2 separate regions of the Homo sapiens genome follow, and region 1 is linked to region 2. Evidence: chromatin loops called from intact Hi-C (ENCODE). Cell type or tissue: HepG2. All regions are shown on one strand. Links, peaks and the distances in the headings refer to the core of each region. The heading gives the core; the rest is flanking DNA. Region 1 overlaps ANO7 (anoctamin 7). Region 2 overlaps SNED1 (sushi, nidogen and EGF like domains 1).

Region 1 (10,567 bases), core at 3,519-7,518, 130 kb after region 2:
TGGCGCGAGCCCCGTCCTCCTTCGCCGCCGCGCACAACCGCACGTGCAGGTGAGCCCCGCGCCAGGTGGAGGGGGCCGCGGGCGCACGAGGACGAGGCGGAGCGGGGCTCGGGTGGGGTGGGGGTGCGGCGGTGGGGAGCCGGGAGGGGCGGGCGCCGCCGGGCAAGGCCGGGGGAGGGGGGGAGCTGGGGGCGCCGTGGGCAGGGGCTGGGGGGAGGTTCCCCGCGGTAAGGGACGGAGCTTTGCGGGGCTGGAGGGCAAATCGTGGATTCTAGGTGAATTGCTAGTTGGTCATAGTGTAGCAGGACGAGTCGCAGACAGAACTCCTCAGACACCGGATTAAAGAAGGAAGAGGTTTTTTTATTCGGCCGGGGGCGTCGGCAGACTCGTGTCTTCAGAGCGGAGCTCGCCGAAAAAGAAATTCTTAGCCCTTTGAAGGGCTTACAACTCTAAGGGTCTACGTGAAAGAGTCATAATAGATCAAGTAAGCGTGAGGAACGTGACTGTGGGCTACATACATCAGCTAACGGTACAAAAAGTTTTACGGTGCTTTCTCATACAGCGTCTGGAATTCACACATAACACCAGTAGTTTTGGTCAGGGGTTAATATTATTGTTATTTTAACCGCCAGGGCCAGGTGGTGGCGCCAAGGTCATCTAGCTATTTATCTTCTGTTTCTTTCCAGCTTTTTGCTTTCTTCCTTTTCTCCTGTCTTATAAACTAGGGAAAAGGGGAGGTTGGGGAGAAACTGGGAAGGACAACAGGAGAAGTGGTGGCCTCATACCATAATAGAACCTGCAGAGCAGGTAGATGTACTTCACCCGCAGTTGTGGAGACTTCCTTTGTGATCTGGTTACAATGAAGTTTTGCATGTGTTTCAATAAACTTGAAAAGCATCATAGTCTCCTAATGTTGGAGCAAATCTCAGCAGTAAAATTACGAAACCATAGGGTTATCAGTCTTTTCATATCGGTCTCTCTCAGGTTTTGCTTTTGCTCTATGTATTTTGAGCTTTTTAGTTGTGTACGAATTCATACTTGTGATCTCTTCATAATGGATACTTACTTTTTCCTTTTATTCTTTATCTTTTTTATTCCTCCTCTCCTGACTTCTGGTGGATGGGTAAAAGTGTTCTGGTTGTTTTTTTTATTATTATTCTTTTGCTTATTTGGAACCGATGGCATATATTTCTATTATTTTAGGGGTTACTCATATGTTTAGCATACATTCTTTTCTTTTTTCTTTTTTTTTAGAGACTGGGTCTTGCTCTGTATCCCATTCTAGAATGCACTGCCACAATTATAGCTCACTGCACCCTAGACTTCCTGGGCTCAAGCAATCCTCCCACCTCAGCTTCCCGAGAAGCCAGAACTACAGGCGTGTGCCACCAGGCCTGGCTTTTTTTTTTTTTTTTTTTCTTTAAAGAGATGGGGTCTTACTATGTTATGTTACTCAGGCTAGTCTCAAACTCCTGGCCTCAAGCAATGCCCTGGCCTCCCAAAGCACTGGGATTACAGGCACAAGCCACCACACCCGGCTAGCACACGTTCTAAACTATATATTATCCTAACAAAGCCTGAATGAACTCAGTTTTGTTTCCTCTCTCTGTGTATGACTAGGATCTTCACATGCCTTACCACCTAGTAAGCAGCAATCTCTCCATCTTATTATTGTTACATGGAGTTTTAGTTTTACTGTTAAAAACACACATGAAAAAACATTTTCAGTCATCTGTTCATCAAATTTATTTGTGTATTTTGTTAACTTCTGTGGTTACAGTAATTTCTTATGTATTGCCTTCTCCGAGTCTTTTTTTTCTTGCTGAAGTATATCCTTTAGTAATTCTTTCAGTAAAGGTATGTGGTTAGTGGGGTCTTCACATGCAGAAATGCATACACATATGTATGCATAGAAATATGTATCACGCATATGTATGATAATATTGCCATGCATTTTTGTCCTTCAAATAGCGGATATAAAAGTATAGGTCGAGTTATTTTCTCTCAGTTCTTTGGAAATATTATTCTTTTGTGACTTGGCTTTTCTGATTGGAAGCATTCATAGCATTTAAGAATTTTTCTGGCTGGGCATGGTACCTCATGCTTATAATCCCAGCACTTTGGGAGGCCGAGGCAGGTGGATCATTTGAGGTCAGGAGTTCGAGACCAGCCTGACCAACATGGTGAAACTCCATCCCTGTTAAAAATACAAAAAAAGGCTGCACACAGTGGCTCATGCCTATGTTCCCAGCACTTTGGGAGGCCAAGACCATCCTGGTTAACACCGTGAAACCCCATCTCTACTAAAAATACAAAAATTAGCTGGGCGTGGTGCTGGACGCCTGTAGTCCCAGCTACTCGGGAGGCTGAGGCGGGAGAATGGCGTGAATCCAGGAGGCAGAGCTTTCAGTGAGCCGAGATTGTGCCACTGCACTCCAGCCTGGGCAACAGAGCAAGGCTCCGTCTCAGAAAAACAAGAACAACAAACAAAACCTGGCTGTGGCAGTTCACGCCTGTAATCTCAGCTGCTCTGGAGGCTGGGGCAGGAGGATCATTTCAACTCGGGAGGCGGAGGTTGCAGTGAGCCGAGATGGCGCCACTGCACTCCAGCCTGGGCAACAGAATGAGACGCTGTCTCAGGAAAAAAAAAAGAAAAAAAGAAAAAAGCACTACCTTTACAGATGCCTGCTGGTGAAACAAATCAAAGAAAATGATATTTTTATTTTTTTATTTATTTTATTTTATTATTATTTTTTTGAGACGGAGTCTTGCTCTGTTGCCCAGGCTGGAGTGCAATGGCGCGATCTTGGCTCACTGCACGCAACCTCCGCCTCCCGGGTTCAAGCGATTCTCCTGCCTCAGCCTCACAAGTAGCTGGGATTACAGGCGCCCACCACCATGCCCAGCTAATTTTTGTATATTTAGTAGAGATGAGGTTTCACCATGTGGGCAAAGCTGGTCTTGAACTCCTGACCTCAGGTGATCCGCCTGCCTCGGCCTCCCAAAGTGCTGGGATTACAGGCCTGAGCCACCTTTCACGCCCGTCCTATTCTCTTTTTTCTTTGGGACAGAGTCTTGCTCTGTCACCCAGGCTGGAGTACAGTGGTGTGATCTGGGCTCACTGCAACCCCCGCCTCCTGGGTTCTTGTGCATCAGCCTGCCAAGTAGCTGGGATTACAGGCGTGCGCTACCACACCCAGATGATTTTTTTTTTTTTGTATTTTTAGTAGAGACAAAGGTTTCACCATGTTGGCCAGGCTGGTCTCAAACTCCGAACCTCAGGTATCTGCCCACTTCAGCCTCCCAAAGTGTTGAGCCACTGCACTTGGCCTAGGGAAGGGATTATTTCTTTTTTTTCTTTTGAGATGGAGTTTTCCTCTTGTCGCCAAGGCTGGAGTGCAGTGGCATGATTTTGGCTCACTGCAACCTCCACCTCCCAGGTTCAAGCGATTCTCCTGCCTCAGCCTCCTGAGTAGCTGGGATTACAGGTGCCTGCCACCATGCCCAGCTACTCTTTTATATTTTTAGTAGAGACGGAGGTTTCACCATGTTGGCCAGGCTAGTTTCGAACTCCTGACCTCAAGTGATCCACCTGTCTCAGCCTTCTAAAGCACTGGGATGGCCGGGCGCGGGGGCTCATGCCTGTATTCCCAGCACTGTGGGAGGCCGAGGCCGGTGGATCACAAAGTCAGAAGATTGAGACCATCCTGGCTAACACGGTGAAACCCCGTCTTGACTAAAAATACAAAAAATTAGCTGGGCATTGTGGCACGGGCCTGTAGTCCCAGCTACTCAGGAGGCTGAGGCAGGAGAATCGCTTGAACCCAGGAGGCGGAGGTTGCAGTAAGCGAAGATCACGCCACTGCACTCCAGCCTGGGCAACAGAGCGAGACTCTGTCTCATAAATAAATAAATAAATAAATAAATAAATAAATAAATAAAGTGCTGGGATTACAGGCATGAGCCACCGCGCCCGGCTGAAAGAGTTACGTCTTTGTTTAGTTCTGGAAATGTCTCCATCTTACTCCTTCCAGCAGTGCTTCTCTGCTTGTCCATTGTCGTCTGGAACTCCCACTGGGCTGTGGCCTGCTTCCCCCCAAGTGTGCTCTCTGTGTTGCCGCAGGGTGGTCTCGTCGTCACTGTCTCCCAGTCCCCAGTCTCTCTTCTGCTGTGTCTGGCCACTTAAAAGTTTATTCCATTCATTTGAGGGATTTTTTTTCCAATGGCTATATTTTTAACTTGCAATATTTGGTTTTTTGTTTTTTTTATTTTCCTACAAAGTTGACCCTGGTAATAGTTTTCATGGAGTGCAACATGTAACTTTATATTAGAAAATGGAATGTCACATCTTTACCATGGGACAGAGACACAGGAAGATGTCAAAGTCTGAAATAGCAAGTGAAGCTGAATGTAGCTTATGATAGGGAGGGAGGGCTCTGCTGGACAGGGACAGTCTCTGAGCAGGTGAACTGCTGATCTCACAGAGGTCAGCAATCGGCGGATTTTCACCGTGTAAGTAGACTGAAGTCATCCGTAGAAGCACAGACGTACTGGACTGTCACATCTACTAGAAAATAAAGCATCTGCCACCTGGGGGGTGGGGAGGGTCCAGTTTAGCCCAATGGGGGACAACCCAGCACATCCACCTTTGGAACCCACCAGTTAAAGGTATTGTCAGAGTATCCTGTTTGGGAAGAATTCCCATTTCAGGCACCCTCGATGAAGAGCCAGGCCAGGAACATGGGATGAGAGAGCGAAATGGTGGAAAAAGGGGAGATAGGCTAATTCCAGAGGCACCTGCCCAGCCAACACTCAGCCCTGGCTGCGCGCACTGAGTCCTGTGTCTGCTGCAGGTATCGGGCTTTCCGGGATGACGATGGACATTATTCCCAGACCTACTGGAATCTTCTTGCCATCCGCCTGGCCTTCGTCATTGTGTTTGAGGTAGCCGAGGCACCTGCTGGTTCTCCCATCCATGGCATGAGGCCCCGACCCTGTGCTTTGCCTAATTCGAGCACGTGGTGAGGGGTCGGTGCCGTCACTTCCTGCTGTGTCATCTTGGTCAAATCAGAGCTCTTCTCTGCACCTGCGTTTTCCCTGCCTGGCCTCATCCCTGGGTTGTGGTGTGGACATTGTGGGTGTCTCCACAGGAGCCCCAGGGCCACGAAAGCTGGGGTGGCCTCTGCCCCTTCTGGGGTTCCTTTTCCTGCACAGCTGCTTTCTGACTCCACCCACAGCTGGGAGCAGGTGCCGGAGCCCCGGCCTGCCTGGCCCTGTGAAGGCCACTCTGGGCGTTTGGGTGGGCGTGAGTGCCTTCCTCTGCTCCCAGCATGTGGTTTTCTCCGTTGGCCGCCTCCTGGACCTCCTGGTGCCTGACATCCCAGAGTCTGTGGAGATCAAAGTGAAGCGGGAGTACTACCTGGCTAAGCAGGCACTGGCTGAGAATGAGGTGAACTGTACAGCCCAGTCTCGGCCCTCCCCCCAGCCCTCTCCCTATCCTTGTCAGTGGCTGCTCTACCTCCGGACACTGAGTCACATCCCTCTTCCTCTTGCTGCCCTTTTTTGGGGACAGGTTCTTTTTGGAACGAACGGAACAAAGGATGAGCAGCCCGAGGGCTCAGAGGCAAGTCTGGGAGCAGCCAGGCCCCTGCCCCGTGCACTCCCTGAGGTCACAGGGCCCTGCCCAGCCGCCCACTGTGCCTCGTGGCCATGGCCTGCTCCTGGCCCTAGTCTGACTTGTCCCTGCCCCCAACCCTCTCCCCAGCTCAGCTCCCACTGGACACCCTTCACGGTTCCCAAGGCCAGCCAGCTGCAGCAGTGACGCCTGGAAGGACATCTGGTGGTCCTTAGGGGAGTGGCCCCTCCTGAGCCCTGCGAGCAGCGTCCTTTTCCTCTTCCCTCAGGCAGCGGCTGTGTGAACCGCTGGCTGCTGTTGTGCCTCATCTCTGGGCACATTGCCTGCTTCCCCCCAGCGCCGGCTTCTCTCCTCAGAGCGCCTGTCACTCCATCCCCGGCAGGGAGGGACCGTCAGCTCACAAGGCCCTCTTTGTTTCCTGCTCCCAGACATAAGCCCAAGGGGCCCCTGCACCCAAGGGACCCTGTCCCTCGGTGGCCTCCCCAGGCCCCTGGACACGACAGTTCTCCTCAGGCAGGTGGGCTTTGTGGTCCTCGCCGCCCCTGGCCACATCGCCCTCTCCTCTTACACCTGGTGACCTTCGAATGTTTCAGAGCGCAGGGCCGTTCTCCCTCGTGTCCTCTGGACCCACCCGCCCCTTCCTGCCCTGTTTGCGCAGGGACATCACCCACATGCCCCAGCTCTCGGACCCTGCAGCTCTGTGTCCCAGGCCACAGCAAAGGTCTGTTGAACCCCTCCCTCCATTCCCAGTTATCTGGGTCCTCTGGATTCTTCTGTTTCTTGAATCAGGCTCTGCTTTCCCCCTAGCCACTACAGGCAGCCTCTGACAGTGCCGCTTTACTTGCATTCTGCAGCAATTACATGTGTCCTTTTGATCCTTGCCCAACTTCCCTCCCTCTCCCAGCTCCTGGCCCCTGGCCCAGGGCCCCTCTTGCTGTTTTTACCTCTGTTCCTTGGGGCCTAGTACCCAGCAAGCACCCAAATGGGGGAGGTTTTGGGATGAGAGGAGGAAACGTGTATACCTGTAACATCTGGTGGCTCTTCCCCCAGAAGTTTGTGTTCATACATAATTGTTTTCCACGCTGGATCATAATGTGACGTGCAGTTCTGCCCTGTGCTGGGGAGCCACATGAAGCTTCCCCTGGCTAACTTGCTACCCCGCAGCAATCCCAGTGTGGCCGTCTGCTTGCTAAAAAATGGATCTGTGCTCATCTGTATTGATGTCCTTGGAGTTCTACAAGTGGAACTTAAGTGTCAAAAAGAATATGTGGTTTTTAGCTGAGCGTGGTGGCTCACACCTGTAATCCCAGGACTTTGGGAGGCTGAGGCAGGAGGATTACAAGGTCAGGAGTTCGGGACTAGCCTGTCCAACATGGTGAAACCCTGTCTTTACTAAAAATGCAAAAATTATTCTGGGTGTGGTGGCGGGCATCTGTAATCCCAGCTATTTGGGAGGCTGAGGCAGGAGAATCGTTTGAACCCGGGAGGCGGAGGTTGTAGTGAGCTGAGATCTCAACACTGCACTACAGCCTGGGCGACAGAGCAAGACTCCGTCTCGGGAACACACACACACAAAAAGAATATGTGGTTTTAATGTGCTTTGATGAGTACTGCCAAACTTACTCCACAGAAAAGGCCTCTTTCTGAACATCCTCGCCTGCGTTCTATTTCACCCACCGTGATGCCTGGCCTGAGGGCGGCGTGCTTGCTTGTAGCATTTCTTGAGGATTTGCTACTTGTTCACCTGCCTCTTAGGAGCACTGTGCCCTGCCTCCATGGAAGGGCTCTTCCGGCAGGGATGCAGGCTCACAGCGCCCTGGGGCTGGACACCACCGGCCGGAGCATGGCGGACAGCACACACGGCCCGGGGCGGGAACCTTGGAAACTTTACACAGATGGGGAGCTCAGCCATTCCACGTGTGCTTTCGCTCAGCACAATGCTTACTACAAACCCACGTGTACTTCCTTCCAGCTGGTTGCTTTTTATTGTTGCTGTCTTAAACTCCAAAGTTTTAAGGTGAATTTATTGAAACGTACGAAAATGCTCAGTTCATACAGGCTTCCAGGTGAACAAACTGTTGTAACCAGCACGTGGGTAAAAGGCAAGTTCCACATCACCCGACGTGGAAGCTCCCCGATGCCCACGTGCGCCCTACCCTGTGACCCTCTCCCATCCAGGGCCCTGATGCCCACATGCGCCCTACCCTGCCTGTGACCCTTTCCCATCCAGAGTAGCCACCACCTTAGCCACCAAGCAGAGATGGAACTGGGGACTTTGCATTTGGCGTCTGCCGTGGGACATTGCGCGAGCTCCATCCGTGCCGAGCATCCATCTCAGCCCCTCCTGGCTGCTGGGCTGCTTCGTGTTTGGCTTAGGGTCATTTTGCAGTTGTGTGCTTTGCTGTGGGTTGCATATTTAGGGCCCAACAGAACTGCTGGGTCAGGGATAAACATGTTCGGCATTTTTTTTTTTTTGAGATGGAGTCTCGCTCTGTCACCCAGGCTGGAGTGCAGTGGTACGATCTCGGCTCACTGCAAGCTCTGCCTCCCGGGTTCACGCCATTCTCCTGCCTCAGCCTCCCGAGTAGCTGGGACTACAGGCGCCCGCCACCACACCCAGCTAATTTTTTGCATTTTTAATAGAGACGGGGTTTCACCGTGTTAGCCAGGATGGTCTTGATCTCCTGACCTCGTGATCCGCCCACCTCGGCTTCCCAAAGTGCTGGGATTACAGGCGTGAGCCACCGTACCCGGCCAACATGTTTGGCTTTAAGAGGAACTGCCATACCCGTCTTCCCAGGTGGGGACCAGCCCAGTCAGCAGCAGGAACACCTATTCCCTCTTGACTCTTCCCGTTATCTCCTGCCACTCAGGTGACTGGGGTGGCTCCTCCCACTCAACGCCCCTCCCTCCTCCTCCTCCAGCCGAGGCCTCCGCCCGCACCCCCCACCACCCAACTCAGCTCGTCATAACTCACAGGCCGGGTCCAGGGTGCCAGGAATGCCACTGAGGCTGGCAGAGTCCTAAAAGGGAGTGGCAGGTGCTGCTCCACAAGGACGGTTGTCCACCCTCAATGAGGGCTGCAGGGCAACTGCTGACTGTCTGGCAGCCAGAGGACAGGGACAGGCAGCCACCCTCTTGCCATGACCACACCTGGGTCTCCCTCAGTGTGGCTCCCGAGGGGCCGTTGAACACAGTGTTGAGAACTGCTGAGAAAATCACACCAAAGACGAACTACCCACAGATGCCAGTCACCACTCCAGGGTGACGAGAAAGAGAACACACAGGCGGCAGCGTGACAAAATGAGTCCCAGCATGCTACATCTGGTTTCGGGTTTTATTTTAGAATTTATAAAATTCCAGTGTCATCCATATTCATGAGCCTTTACACATGTTTGCATATAATCTCCAAATTCCAAAGTTAAGGCCAAGGGATGGATTGTAGCTATGGAAACAGATGATATGGAAGACATCCAACAAGGAGGAAAAGCACACGCACGCCTCACCCCTGCCTCATCTCTGCCCAGGGCTGTCCTGACAGCACAGACGCTTCAGGGAGACAGGCCTGGGGACAGTCATGTCATCACCCTTGCAACAACCACCCAAAGGAAAAGAGAGCGCTGAACAGTTTAGGAAAGGGCTCGCGTCTAAGACATCAAGCGACATACAGAGATGTGCAAAACTTGGTGAGAATTAAAATTGACCTTTGGGAGAGGGTAGGGGCAGGATGTTTTATGACACTGTAGAAAAGACAGGAGGAACCCGCTGCGATGGAGATTGGGGGGAGCTGGAAGCAAGCAGCCAACAGGACAGAGTTCCAGAACTCATGCAGATGGGGAAGAGGTGACAGCCCTTCCCCACTGGCCTCCCCCGTGGAGGTGGAGTAGACAGATCCCGGGAAAGGCAGGAAAAGGGCCTTGCTTTCTTTCCCTGTTTCCTAAGCCGTGGTCACCCTAGCCTATGAAGCTGGAAGCTATATTCCTTCCAATCCCAATTTACCATTCCTGTAAACAGGCCCATTCAGGGCTGCCTGAGCAAATGGGGACTTGCCGAGGCAGCTGCAACTAGACTTGGGCTAAGCCGTCTGGGTCTACTCAAGAATTCGAGTCTGAAGATGACCAAGCTTGAGTTATTCAACTGAGAGTGAGGTGTCAAGGCGGAAGCGACTGTCCCCAGGGAAGGGCTGTGAGATGGATGGGCGTGAGTCAGCTTTTCCAAAACTCAAGTACCTGGGACAGGACAACTCGCTAGCAGCTCAGTCACCTCCGTGGCGGACACAGATAAGGATGTTAAGACCAGAAAACCAGAGACTAGGGCCCCGTCCTCAGCCCTCACAGCATGACACAGATGCCTCCCTCGGAGAGCAGGGTCTCTCGGCATCCAGCGGCGTGGTCTGCATTCTGCTCTACCTCATGCTCTAGGCCCCATGCCATCGTCTCGGCCCTAGACCGTGAAAACTGCCAGTCACCCGGGACCTGCTCCTAGGGGCTGGCCTGCACAGCCGGATGGCCTGTGGGCGGGGTGGAAGTGCCCACTCCCACTCCAGATGGGCCTGCTGGCCACTGACCCACCTGTGCTGAGGGAGAGCGCCAGCCTCCAGCTTAGGTACACGGCGCCCACCCCCAGCTCCACGGGAAACCCATAACCACCAGAAACATCTCAATCAAGAGACGGGTGTGTGGGGTGGCACTAACTGCACAGAGACCACTCCACGCCGGCTGAGGTAGAAAGAAGGCAACTGAACACACAGCAGCTAGGGCAGGGGCAGGGAGGGGCTGCAGGTGGTGTGAAGAAGAGCCCAGCTGTCATCTAAGGCAAACTGCCCCCACTGAGGACAAGCGTAAGGCCCTACCTCCCCCAACCTGTGCGCATCTCAATCACAGCAGACACTGTGACGGCCACAGGGGACCCAGATGGTGCCTACCACCTTGC
Region 2 (8,118 bases), core at 1,037-5,036:
AAAATAATGATGAAGAGTATAGTAAATACGTAAACCAGTAACATCACAAATTATCATCAAGTATTATGTACTCTACATAATTGTATGTGCTAGACTTCTATACACAGGGCAGTGCAGTAGGTTTGTATACACCAGCATCACCACAAACACAAAAAGAATTATTCTAGCACTTTGGGAGGCCGAGGCCGGCGGATCACTTGAGGCCAGGAGTTCGAGACCAGCCTGGCCAACATGATGAAACCCTGTCTCTACTAAAAATACAAAAATTAGTCAGACATGGTGGTGGGCACCTGTAATCTCAGCTACTGAAGAGGCTGAGTCAGGAAAATCACTTGAACTTGGAAGGCAGAGGTTGCAGTGGGCTGAGATTGCGCCACTATACTACAGCTTAGGCAACTGAGCAAGACCCTCTGTCTCAAAAAAAAAAAAAAAAGAAAAAAGAATTCTGTACGATGGCTATGACCTCAGCTCCACTGTAATCTCATGGGACCACTGTCATGCGCGCGGTCCTTCATCGTGCAGTGCCTAACTGTACTAGGATTAAGAATCCACAAACATAATTTGGGTTTGAGATATTTATACGGTGGTAAGTCACCTGAAATATTAATGTATCTTTTTAAATGCTTGCCTAGCACATCCACTCCCATAAAAACAAATCAGAAACCCCCAACTAATTATCAAATACTGACTTATAGAATACCTATTCTTGAAATAATGGAGACAACACACAAAAAAGCAGGAAACAGAAACACACGCACCCAGACACCCATCCAAGAACAACACGAGAATTCATTTCAACCCAGAGCAACCTGACACAGCTGTGCCCTTGGAGAAAAGACCCAGAGTCGTTACCGGAAGGAGGAGGGCAGGGAAGAGGAACAGGCTGTGATTTCACATTTAAAAGTTGCAATGCTGAGCCCACATGTTCCTAAAGATGGGGATGTAGTCGGTGGAGGCTGCCCCTCCCCGTGTGCACTGCCATATGGTAGAATCCTGGTGCTCTAAGAACGCGGGGTCCTCCCCGTGTGCACTGCCATATGGTAGAATCCTGGTGCTCTAAGAACGTGGGGTCCTCTGGGTGACAGAGGCCCTGAGGGCCACTAAGAGAAGCAGGAAGCAGCCCATTTAAAGAGGAGTGGGAATGCCTGTCATTCTCCTCATGCTTCACTTTGTTTTTTCTTCAAAGGATTTAAGACGTTCTTGTTACACTCCACCAACCTCACGAGTTTCTAACACCCAGGAAGATGAGGTCTAAAAACTGGATGAAAAAGGACACCCTGAGAAAAGGTCCTAGCTGGAGTCAGTCCCCTCTGTGACCTCTCTCCTCAGGCCTCTAGAGGACAGATGGCCAGGCCTGTGCACACACCAGCCCACCCTGAGAGACCCCTCTGGGACCAACCACCTGTGAGTCCTGCGATGCGTTTAAGCAGCCTGTGCCCTCACCCAAGCTGCAGTTCCTGAAGGTGTAGTCTGTGTCTCTGCGGATGAGATGACAGCTCGCCATTCCCCGGAATCAGTGAGGCTGTCAGTCAGCCACGCTTCTGCAGTATGCAGAAACCTGTTCTTAGACTCCAAAGCCAGAGAAAGAATTCTCCCTTCGAGGCCCAACAAATTGAGAAGGAACTGTGATGGACCACTTCCAAAACAGAGACGGGGGCAGGGGCTGAAGGGCAGAGACCAGGTGATGTCAGAAGGAAAGCCGGGTTGCAGACACAGCCGCCCCTGCTCTGGTCCTCCAGCGTGTTTATGACGCTCGTGCAGGTCGACGAGCCATCCTATGGACTAGTTAACACTAAGGTGGAGTTCAGACTTTTTTAGACAACGGCGCGACTGGCAGCCTTTCTCTATCAAGGGTCAGACGGTAAACGTTTTCAGCTTTGCAGACCAGAGGTCCCTGTGGCTACAGTAGCGCAGACACAGCCACAGGCATGTCATTGAATGGCTGCGGCTATGTTCCAATAAAAACTTATTTACAATAACAGGTGGTGGCCAAATTGGCCCATGGGCCTTATTTGGTGAACCCTGTTCTATGAGATCACCTAGGCTTCAGCCTTAAACAGTGGAAGCCATCCCCTGAATGACAAGTCACAAGGGTATCAAAGAAAGACCCCTGAATTTTCATGGAAAAAGCTATTCAGACCCCTGCTTGGAAAGCTAAGGCACACTGCCACGAAGCAGCAAGGACGCCTTACAAGTCTCAGTGCAACAGAGATGGACACCTGGGCTGGGCTGGACAATGTTTAAGGTTCCTTTTAGTCCATGACTCAAGTGATACTGTTTTAGGCTATCAGGTAGTAAACACGATCTTAGACATCCCCATCTTTGTAAGCAGAACAGTACGGCACTTCACCACATCTGCTTCCCACCATGCTTCTAAGCAGCTGTCTTCCCCCTGCTAATGTTACAACCAAAGCAGCCACCCCACCTCCTCTCGTGTTGAGCCTCACGACCGCTGACCCAGCTGGAAAGCCAGCGCCCTGCCGCGTCACCCTGACTCTGCTCAGAGCCAGCATTCCAGCCACAAAGAGGGCCTCCTTCCTTTCCTCTTTCATAAAAATGTTTTTTGAAGAGTTAGAGTATATTTTAGGCTTTTTATCTTTATTAAAATTTCATGTGCATGTGTCTGTGTATTCTGCAATTTGTCATTTTCAGAAAGAAGGAACAGGCAATTCGCGAAGTTTCACCTGTACTCCCGAGCTGTTCCCCAGGCTCCAGACCCACTTGAGAGCAGAAGGTGGAGCTCAATGAAGGGTCTCGAGCTCAGCGAAGGGTCACTGGGTGAACTGAGAGAAACCACGTTCACAAACGCGTACTGCGGACTTCCTGCCGCCCTGGGACCTGTCACTGTTTGTCCATGTAAGCTACAGCATTACTAGCAGATGCTAAGATCGAGTGATATCACTGGAAAAGTAGGTGAATCCTACTAGGAAACTTTCTACTCCCTACTAGGACCTCAAGCCCCTCAGCCACACAGCAAATGCTAATATGCTCCAGTGTTAGCTTAGAAGCCTTGTGTCAACAAGAACTGGCTCCTGAGTCCCAAGCTTGGTGCCACACAGCAAATGCTAATATGCTCCAGTGTTAGCTTAGAAGCCTTGTGTCAACAAGAACTGGCTCCTGAGTCCCAAGCTTGGTGCCACACAGCAAATGCTAATATGCTCCAGTGTTAGCTTAGAAGCCTTGTGTCAACAAGAACTGGCTCCTGAGTCCCAAGTGCTGTCACAGGACTTGCCCATTGGGATGTTTTCCACATTAAATATCAAGTAAAAAGACTTCCTGGTGCTCAGGAATTACAGTTCGTTCTTGAAACATTCCAAAGAGGCCACCACAGCTTTTCCCATGTGGCTTCTTTTAAAAACTCAAATGGCTTCCTTGAAAATACTCAAAGTCCACCCAAGGAAATTAGTAATAATAGAATCAGAAAACTGTCAGGAGCATAAAGATTTCTGTATCAAAATGAAAGAAGCAATCCTGAGTTGCTGAATTACCCATCTGCTAATGAAACCGGGATGGACTGATCATCTAACCAAGTGCAGACTGAGGATTCTACTTAGTCCTCCGACTGGGTACAACAACAGCCTAGGTTCTAGGGAGGGTGGCAGTGACCGGGATGCCACAATGGAAGAGAAAATGAAAACACTGGCACAGTGAAATGTCTCATTTCCAAACAGTTTTGCCTATGGCCAAGCAAGGCAATAAAGACAAACTCTCCCTTTTCCCCATTGCGTGTGGGCTGCCAGGTACAAGTAAGGGAATCTTTGCTGTGCCCACTGTCCTCCAGTAGAGAACCCAACAGGCAAGGGCCCCACTCAGGTATCAGCTCACCTCCTGCACCTCCCCTTAGCAGGAACTCCTTCCACTGGCAAAGGACTGCCACTGCCATCTGACTCAACTGTGGCGATGTGGACGGAGTCACCGAGCTGCTTTTCTTTTGCAAAACAAAAGTCTTTTTCTTTGCAGTCACGCTGTAAGACGAGGCTGCTGGAGAAAACAAAAGCACCTAGATTTCAGTGCTGAATCCCCACAATTGCATGCAGCTCACACCTACCAGGGGTATTCCAGTGCATAGGGGAAAGGAACCCGGCTGAAAAACCAGCTCCTTATTTTTCTTTTAAATAAAATAATACGATCCTAAGTCCATTTACCATCTGAAGTTGTCACGAGTGAACAGTCACATTACTGTTGTGGACCAGGCCTTAGATGAGTTTCTCAGGCTCAGCACTGACATTCTGGGCCGGATCATCCTCTCTTGTGGGACCATCCTGTGCACTGCAGGATGTTTCACAGCACCCCTGGCCTCTACCCACTAGAATCCTACAATCTACCAGATCCTAGGATCTAGTTGATCCTAGAATGCTACCAAGGAGACTTGAATTTTGGTCCCATCATCAAAAATGCCTTCTGCATCAATCCTATGCCAGTTTCCCCTAAAAGAGGGCTAACTGGAATGTTCTAGGATGTACCAATCCTCCAGGACCCTCTTAGAGCTCATGCCATCAGAGACAGGCCTCTATCTCAGGGATCACCCCGGCTGACATCAAATTCCTCTTCTCTTTTCCCAACATTTCAAATTGTTCTTCGGACTCATTGAGTTCCCTAAGGTGACACGCCCCCCCCCCCCCCCACACCCACCTTGGGGGGTCACGGATTGCTCCCTGTGGCCCTGGCTTCAGCCCACCTGCTCCATGACCCTATGCTCTTCTCCTCTGGTTCTCGAAGCTGTCTGTAACCAGGGCAGGGGAGATAACTGTATGGGACCATTCCCTGGCCTCCACCTGCCCCAGCACTCTCCAGGCCAGCACAGTCTGGCACTACAGACTACAGGGCCGGAGACACCAGGCTTGGAAGTGACCACTGGCCAAGAGCTGACATAAAAGCCAACTTCCCCAAACAGGAAGGGCCTGTTCTTCACAAAGATAAAGAAAACTGCCAGCATTTTGCTGGCCTTAAGAAGCCATGCAAAATTAACCAGTACATCATGAATTAACTTCTTTTACTCTGCTGTGCACTGAATACCATTATGAAGCAATATACTTTTGGATTAAAAATAAGCATTTTTGTGGAAAATCTGCTACATGTTTTCATAAAATAAAGTGCTATGATGTACTAAAACCTCACATTGCCTTCTCGTAATTTTATTTTTATCACAAGAAGGAAATACATAGTGATTCCTGAACCGGAAGAATGAACCCCATCTTCCAACTGTCACGGAATTATCACCAACATATTCAAAAGAGAAAAAAATAAAACCAATTGTTGATATATTGAGTCCCCTTGATGTGAATAGCTCAACATAAGTATCTTATTCAGGATGGGACAGGGCCCTCCCCACAGACACGTGACAACAGATCAAACATGCATTTCCTGTTTCCTGTTTGGTTTGATCTGTCTGCCTCTCAGGTGACTTATAATTTTTTTCATCAAGAGACCAGTTTTAGAATAAAAAATAACTTGAGAAGATTCAAGTAAAGGACCCAAAAGCTTTAAGAGAATGAAAAGCTTCCTTGATATCTCTGGGCCCTTTCGCTCTAGTCCTTCCATCACAGCTATTCCTCCTCGTCGTCGTCCTCATCCTCATCATTGTCCTCCGCCTCGTCGTCGTCCTCATCATCGTCATCCTCATCATTGTCATCCTCATCATTGTCCTCCTCATCATCGTCATCCTCATCCTCATCCAGACTTGCCCTTTTGTCATCAGATGTGCTGCTCTCAGACTCCTCCTCCTCCCGAGCCAGGAGCTTCTTAAAAACTTGAAACTCCTCAACAGAAGTACAGGCTGTCCTGGCCAAAAACTCAGCTTCTGAAACTCTGAGAATGTCCTTGAGCAATGGGTTAGGGATCTGTGTCTGCCCCTTCTTATCAGGGGTTTGGTACCGTCCCAGGCGCTCCAGGTAAATGTGTCTCTGCTTAATCTTGGTTAGTGAATACTGCAAGTACTCACTCTTTACAATGTCTGGATGCTTAATTCCCATCCTGAAGTATGCATACTGGAAGACACAAACACACTTAGGAGTCCCAGATACAGAGTATTGAAACCTATCATTCTATAAACCATAAAAACTTAAGTTGTACAAAAGGATTCAAAAAGAATTGCCTAATTGACAACAGCGAATACCCAGTCTAGGATACTGACATTTGTGTGACAGCCAGCAGTTTCAAAACACTTTCAAATTCATCCTGAGAAACATGGAGCAGGAAATAAAGGGGTGGGAGGGAAAAGGGGCAGGAGGGAGAAGGGGCAGAAGGAAGAGGTGGTATTTTTCTTTAAATGGGGAAGGAAAAGGATGAATATGGAAAGAATAGGCAAAACATTCAGAAAACATCTAGAAATTCGACCTAAGTTGTCATAATTATTACCAAAAAATCGGACAACTGTTAAAATTACATTTTCAAAATCAACATGCAAAATAGATTCTAAGGACAGGAAGGTTTCAGCTATTTTAAAATTAGCTATTTCAGAGTCCCCACTTAGACTCTAAGAATAGGACTGGATCATTCATTATTAATGGCAGAAAAGTTGAAGAATAGGTTTGATCTGTAGTAAAGAAATTAAAGATTTCTCTTTGGCTGATGTATGCAGAGAATCTAGTCTTTCACTTCCTCCACTCAAATATGAGGTGTCCGAGGCTTCTTATCCATATAACTGACCTTCACTACATTTGAAAAACCTGAGAAACTTGCTGTTACTACACTAATCACGGTACCAGTCATTCTCACCTGAAACTACGCTAATCCCATTACCAGTCATTCTCACCTGAAACTACGCTAATCACGCTATCAGTCATTCTCACCTGAAACTTGTATTCCAGTTGACCCAGGTCCTCTCGAAGAACAGAGGGGCAACTGTGCAAAATCTTGGTGACTTGCTGTACCGTGAAAAGGCACTTCTCCTTGAGAAGCCTGACAGTGTCGTTAATGTCCTGCTGGCGCATGGTGAAAATTTCAGGGCAACAGTAAAGCACCCTCTTTAATTTCCCTGCAGAACATTCAAAAAAGGCAAGCATATAATTTCAGGATACTCCAGAAACTCAAGGAGCTAGCTGCACCCAATTTAAGTCCACATTTAAAAACAAACAAGGATCCTCTCCTTCCACAGAGCAAGTGGCAATTTCAGATCTATCTTCCCAGAAGCACCATGGAAATGATACATCTCCCCACTGACTTCCTGACACTCCTCAGACTCACCATCCTTCCCTCCCTATATTCCTGCTTTATTCTGGCCTCCCACCTGAAAGGTGCCAACTTTGTATTTTGGGTCTCCTCTTGCCCTCCTCACTTGGAAAAGAATTTCCCAGGCATTTACTGGAAAGATCAGAGAGTAATATGGGAGAGTAGTTTCCTCCATATTGCTGGTTTGGGTTGATGTTTCCTTCTATAATAAAATAGTCATTGAAGCATTCACAACTAACATTCTCAAGCTGAACTCAATGAAAAGGAGTTCCATCACCATCGTCATCATAACAGTAATAACAATAATAGTAATCATGAGGACACACAACACCAATGCTGACGTCCTGGTTACCAGGGTCACCATATATCTTCTCCAAGCCAGGGCACCTTGAGTGAAAGAGGCCCTATTAAAACCGCACTAACTGGTGTAAACTGGGACTATTCCAGGCCTTCCTAGGGATAGCTGAGCAAAATTCAGTAATGGGAAACTTAAAGTCAACTATTTAAACTGTTAATTAAAATTTTCCTAACATTTGAGTTAGTGATTATCTTAATATGTGAGGAATTTCAGTTTAGGTTTATCTTCATTTCTTAAGGCTGTGCTGAGTTTGCTAATTAATCACCACCACACATAATATATTTAGACTTTTAGATTACACTGTAAGAATCTGTTAAGAAAAATATACAAGGCTACCTTTTTCTTATCTTCTAGAGAAGGAGGCCTGTAGAGATGCTGTGAAATGGTGGATCCTAAACCTTCTACCACTGCCTCAAAAAACATCTTACCAGGAAGAGTCAATAATGCAAAGAAATAATAGTGGAACTCCTCTGGTCAAAGTGGGTAAGGGTCCTTGGAGACCCCCAACTCCTCCAGAAGGCCCTTAAAGAGATTCAAGGAACTTTGAGCATCCTTGAGATGTGAATATTGTTGGGGGCAGGAGTGGGGGA

What was found. Hi-C counts contacts between places; a loop is a spot of excess contacts. Peaks named below come from ENCODE experiments on the same cell type or tissue, not always from the same donor. Only the 100,000 strongest peaks of a DNase experiment are listed, where the experiment ranks them.
Region 1: a loop joins it to region 2, with 3 times the contacts of the local background. A loop is called at or near these places in 25 of 110 quality-filtered maps.

The regions. Positions count from the first base shown.
Region 1 is chr2:241,218,333-241,228,899 of GRCh38, forward strand. It overlaps ANO7 (anoctamin 7), which reads left to right. Exons shown (of 25, transcript NM_001370694.2): 21 at 1-49; 22 at 4,854-4,944; 23 at 5,330-5,449; 24 at 5,573-5,623; 25 at 5,765-7,644. The coding sequence ends at 5,821. It overlaps HDLBP (high density lipoprotein binding protein), which reads right to left. Exons shown (of 28, transcript NM_005336.6): 28 at 8,959-10,567. LOC105376810 (a long non-coding RNA gene) reads left to right here and starts at 8,347. Exons shown (of 2, transcript XR_001739176.3): 1 at 8,347-8,435; 2 at 8,560-10,567. RefSeq lists enhancers at 605-704, 5,397-5,566, 5,688-6,648 and a cis regulatory region at 5,482. In HepG2, for the core only: a CTCF peak has its summit at 5,836; DNase peaks (open chromatin) are centred at 5,439, 6,009 and 6,409; H3K4me3 peaks cover 769 bases.
Region 2 is chr2:241,090,452-241,098,569 of GRCh38, forward strand. It overlaps SNED1 (sushi, nidogen and EGF like domains 1), which reads left to right. Exons shown (of 32, transcript NM_001080437.3): 32 at 1,187-5,117. It overlaps MTERF4 (mitochondrial transcription termination factor 4), which reads right to left. Exons shown (of 4, transcript NM_182501.4): 3 at 6,792-6,976; 4 at 5,120-5,987. The coding sequence ends at 5,547. Among named protein-coding and RNA genes, the nearest start is that of MTERF4, 7.8 kb to the right of the region's middle. In HepG2, for the core only: no CTCF peak of the experiment used is centred there; DNase peaks (open chromatin) are centred at 2,425, 2,916 and 3,255; H3K4me3 peaks cover 508 bases.